Linked DNA regions of Homo sapiens: region 2 is linked to region 1. A link is a loop called in an ENCODE intact Hi-C map of the cell type or tissue named here. Cell type or tissue: heart left ventricle. All regions are shown on one strand. Region 1 holds the start of RUSC1-AS1 (RUSC1 antisense RNA 1). Region 2 overlaps ASH1L (ASH1 like histone lysine methyltransferase).

Region 1 (2,500 bases):
GAAAACCACTGAAAACAATAACACTGGTTGGAAAAACAACGGGAATGTTAACTCTAGCTGGAAAAGTGAACCTGAAAAATTCGACTCTGGTTGGAAAACCAACACAAGAATAACTGATTCTGGCTCGAAAACAGATGCAGGGAAAATTGATGGAGGATGGAGAAGTGACGTCAGCGAGGAGCCGGTGCCCCACCGGACAATCACGTCCTTCCACGAGCTGGCCCAGAAGCGCAAGCGGGGCCCAGGGCTGCCCCTTGTCCCGCAGGCGAAGAAAGATCGCAGTGACTGGCTCATAGTCTTCTCGCCCGACACCGAGCTCCCCCCCTCGGGGTCGCCGGGCGGCTCCTCGGCACCTCCTCGGGAAGTCACCACCTTCAAGGAACTCCGGTCCCGAAGCCGGGCCCCAGCCCCGCCAGTCCCGCCTCGAGACCCCCCAGTTGGCTGGGCTTTGGTCCCGCCCCGGCCCCCACCCCCGCCTGTCCCTCCCCGAAGGAAGAAGAACCGACCTGGACTGCAGCCCATAGCGGAGGGGCAGTCCGAGGAGGGCCGGGCTGTCAGCCCAGCGGCTGGCGAGGAGGCCCCAGCCGCGAAGGAGCCGGGCGCGCAGGCCGGCCTGGAGGGTAAGAGGTCGCAAGAAGCGGGAGGAGGGCTGGGCTTCGGCCGCTCACGCCTCCTAGGCTTCCAACCCGGCCCCCTGTCTTCCCTCCATTCTGTGTCACCCATCCTCCCCGCCCCTTCTACCAGGGAGCGCTCCGGGAAAGGGAAACTGGGTGGGTCATTGGGTTATGGGACTAACTGTTTGCTCCCTCTTCTTCCCGCCCCTTCTTGCCTGGCTGCCCATCCCGCTGCCCTCCTTCCCTCTGCGCCTGGCCCCGCCAATCCCGCCTGCAGCCGGTCCCCTCCTGCTCCCTCGGCCCCTGGTTTTCCGGTTCTCGGCCGACGGGCGCCCCCTGTTGGAGGGTGGGGGCGCAGGCGCAGCTGGGTCTCTGCTCCTGGCTCCTCTGGCCGGGTGGCCCGGCGCCGGGCTGCGGCTGCTGGGGGCGCCGAGCCCCCCAGAGGAGCAGCTGCTGCCCGTCCGCCTGTCCCCGGTGGGAGCCTATTCGCCTCCGACTCGGGGAGCCTTGCCCTGCCTGGCCAGCCCCGAGCTGGCACTGCTGCTGTCCCCGCTCTTTCCCAGAAGTAGCACCTTCCCCGCCGCGGCTCCCCCACCCCGCCAGGTACCCGCCCCCCCGCTGCCACCGCAACCTCGTCCGCCGAAGGCCCCTCGCTGGACCAGGAGCCCATCGCCTCCGCCCAGGCTACGTAAGACGGACCCGGGCTAGCCCCGCGGGCCACGCCTCAGGCGGGCCGCCCCGCCCACTCTCGCCCGGCCCCGTTTTCGCTTTTTTTCCGGGGTTGCCCAGCTTAGTCCCGCCCTTCAGTTTAAGCCGACTCCAAGCAAGTTTGTCGGCCTTGGGGAGTCTGGCCCCGTTCCTAGTGCTGGAGGGGGAAGTTGTTGCCTTTCCTGCTCCGTGGGCCGGCCCCCTCTCCCTCCAGACCCACCTGGGCATAGTGGACGCGGGCTTACCCAGCCTCCATGCCAAGTCTAGGGGGTCCCAGCGAGTCTGTTGTTAGGGGCTTTGGGTCACACCCTCTGTGGAATTCCTTGGCCTGTGCAGCTCGGGCCTGCCCCCCGACCTTGCTAGGGAGGGGTGGAGGGTGAAGCTCCCGGGAGCTCATTGGCACTAGAGGTTCTGGCCACGCCCTCTCCGCGAGTCCAGTCCCACGCGGGATGAAGAGGGCACCCTCCGCCAAGAGGCTGCTGCGGGACCCGGGTTTCCCCTTTCCGGCGCCTTCCAGCCTCCCAATCCTCGGGTCTCGCCTCCCTCCGTCTCCTCCCTTTCCCCTGTCTGTCTTTCCATTGGTCCATGCCGCCCACGTGCTCCCCGGGGCTCCGCAGGCAGGACTGGGCCCCGGGGCGGTGCGCTGGGCTACACCTCCCTCCCCGCGCCCCGTCCTCTCCCGCCCTACAGGCCCTAGCAGGGCAGGCGGGAGGTGAGCGCGGCCATCCCGCTCCCGGAGTTCCGGGATCCTGGAGGTGGGGGCTGTGCCCTGAGGGAGGGCACAGGGAACCGGGATGGGGCTGGGGGACAGCGAGTGCTGGGAAGTGTGCGAGATTTCACTCCGGGGCTCGGGTCGAGCTACCCCGTGCTTCAGGCGGTCCTGCGCCTCCTCTCCCCAAGACCCTTCGGGGACACAGCACTGCAGACCCGCCGGAGACAACTTGTGCGGGAGCCCGGAGTCCTCGGAATAACACTTGGTAAGTGTTACCGCGCCCTTCTTCCCTTACGCCAGTCCGTAGTTCGTGGTCCTTCGCCGGTGTCCCCGGAGCCCAGCGGCTGTGGATGGCAGAAGCCCAGAGTGGGACTGGTCAGCTGCAGGAGCAGAAGAAAGGTAGGGCACCCTGACTCCCGACCCCGCGCTTCCGAATAAACTGCCCTTCGCCCCCGGCCCTGCTCTC
Region 2 (2,500 bases), 180 kb after region 1:
TTGGCTTATAATTTTCAGCATCTGCTTTTGATCTCCTCAGCAATCTTTTGGAGCCCCCAGCCCGTAAAATCAAAGACTAGGCAAGGAACTACACAATAATCACACTCAGTAATTTTGCTAAGAAATGAAAAAGTGAGGCTGAGAAGCAGGTGCCATTTTGTTTCACTGTTTTTACTGTGAGAGTTACTATCAAATCCTACAGAAAGATGTTAGGATCATTTTTGTGCCTTCATATATATCCTCAGATGTTAGTAATTCAATGTAGCTTCACTCAATACAGCTAAAATATTCTAGTGTATCTACCATCTGTGCATTTTTGTCAAAATGCCTTTGTGTACCTCCTAAACTCTGACTTCCTAATATAGTAGAACTTTTTATTGCAAGCTTGTATACTTTGATATGTTTTCCAAAAATAAAAGTAAAATATACATAGTAAATTAGGACTTGGCTGTTAAAAAATAAACACTAGTTCAGTACCTGTTTTGTTTCAAAAGTGAGTTCTGGTTACAATTTCACCTTAATAACATTTCTGACATCTTTGTTGACATTATCTTCTTTTAATAATCAGTATTCTCTCAATTTAGGTCATTGATTTTAGAGAAACTAAAGCATTAGTATGCATAATCCAGATTATAGAAAGATCCGTATTTACATTAAGCAGTTCCAGGGAAGCCACAGTTAATATGTAAACTACCACCCTCTTCCCTGTAAGTCCTTATCCAATCATATATTCCACTTCATCTCTCTATCACCTAGGCTGCAGTACAGTGGCATGAACACAACTTACTGCAGCCTCGACCTCCTGTGCTCAAGTGATCCTCCTGCCTCAGCATCCTGAGTAGCTGGGACAACAGGTGTAAGCCACCATGCCTGGCTAACATTTGTATTTTTTGTACAGGGGGGTTTCACCATGTTGCCAGACTGGTCTTGAACTCCTGAGCTCAAGCCACCCACCCACCCTGGCCTCCCTAAGTGCTAGGATTACAGGTGGGAGCCACCATGTCCAGCCCATAACTCTTGACATAAGGCATCTGCTGGTGCAAAATGACATTCATTTGTAAAGAAAAGGTAAACGTTATTAAGTAGGCCCTGGATGACACCCTCTTATTTTTCAACTGTTTAGTTTGGGATATGGAAAGGTAGGTATTAGACATAAAACATTATTTTCCCTTTCTTCTTGGAAGGTAATTCTTAATTGCTATATTTTTTAGTGGTTAGTTTAAAAAAATATATACACATACGGAGAATCTTCTAACAGATCAGCAACACCCAAGGGTCAAGCTGAGCTTTGCCAGTTGTACCCTGAATCCCCAATATGTGTTACTTCCCTTCCTAATAGTGGCAACTATTAAAAATACGTTGCAACTCACCCTTAAACCTGATCTCTAATGCCACCTGCTGTTGCAGTTCTGTAAGATAAAGAAGCTCTACGAATCTGCCCCAATATTATATAGCTTGACTTTCACTCTCTCATGAAGACCAGGGTAGTTCACTATTAATTATGCACATATTTGTAAAATAAAAGTCAGGTACTTATCTGACTTTGTTAGTATTTACTGGCTGGGCGCGGTGGCTCAGGCCTGTAATCCCAGCACTTTGGGAGGCCAAGGCAGTCGGATCACCTGAGGTCAGGAGTTCAAGACCAGCCTGACCAACATGGTGAAACCGCATCTCTACTAAAAATACAAAAATTAGCCAGGCATGGTGGCACACAACTGTAATCCCAGCTACTCGGGAGGCTGAGGCAGGATAATCTCTTGAACCCAGGAGGCAGAGGTTGCAGTGAGCTGAGATAACACCATTGTCTCCAGCCTGGGCAACCAAGACTGAAACTCCATCTCAAAAAAAAAAAAAAAAAGATTTACCATTACAGCTATAAATGACAGGGCCCCTACTTACCAAAGCAAACCCAAATTTCTGAAACAGAAAAATAGTCCAAAAAAGTGGTTTTATCTTTTAATTTTTCCTCTAAGAGGAATCCTACTACAAAGTAGGACCACAAACTTAAAAACAAACAAACAAACAAAAAACCAAAGAAAAATCCTAAGAAAAAATAAGTATGGTCATGCAATTCTTTTTGTTTTTTTCCACTGCGCCCGGCCTCATTATTTATATTTTCTTACTATTTACCTACAGTAAAGAACTGTCAAATTCTTGTTTTACAGCACAACTGAGAAAACCCTGTGAGACATCCTAAGTGTGCATTTTCCCTTTATTATTTACTTTGTCCCAAAAGCCTTTCTCTTTCCAGCAAATTCTGACAAAGTTGTCAACACCTAATTTTAAGCATGAGCCCTTCTTTGCATATTCTCTTGCTCACCACCTTCTCCAATGATTCTGCGATTCACATATACACTCCGTATGTATTTCTATCATGGCAGTTATCATGTCATAGCACAATTTTTTTTTACAGCACGTGGAAAAACAAATCAAAGAATGTTGTGACTCTGCACTAGAGACTATGGGCAAAGTTAAGTGATATAAAACTGTAACCTCCTTT

What was found. Peaks named below come from ENCODE experiments on the same cell type or tissue, not always from the same donor. Only the 100,000 strongest peaks of a DNase experiment are listed, where the experiment ranks them.
Region 2: a loop joins it to region 1, with 10 times the contacts of the local background. A loop is called at or near these places in 10 of 110 quality-filtered maps.

Annotation. Positions count from the first base shown.
Region 1 is chr1:155,322,511-155,325,010 of GRCh38, forward strand. RUSC1 (RUN and SH3 domain containing 1) reads left to right here. Exons shown (of 10, transcript NM_001105203.2): 2 at 1-620; 3 at 2,335-2,433. It overlaps RUSC1-AS1 (RUSC1 antisense RNA 1), which reads right to left and starts at 1,666. Exons shown (of 6, transcript NR_145424.1): 1 at 1,568-1,666. RefSeq lists enhancers at 1-74, 2,246-2,455 and silencers at 456-695, 986-1,215, 1,256-1,455, 1,796-2,165, 2,186-2,235. In heart left ventricle, CTCF peaks have their summits at 960 (motif pointing left) and 1,186; DNase peaks (open chromatin) are centred at 911, 1,371, 1,861 and 2,441; H3K4me3 peaks cover 2,500 bases; H3K27ac peaks cover 2,500 bases.
Region 2 is chr1:155,503,014-155,505,513 of GRCh38, forward strand. All of the region lies in intron 2 of ASH1L (ASH1 like histone lysine methyltransferase), which reads right to left. Among named protein-coding and RNA genes, the nearest start is that of ASH1L-AS1, 58 kb to the right of the region's middle. In heart left ventricle, a CTCF peak has its summit at 1,404 (motif pointing left); no DNase peak of the experiment used is centred here.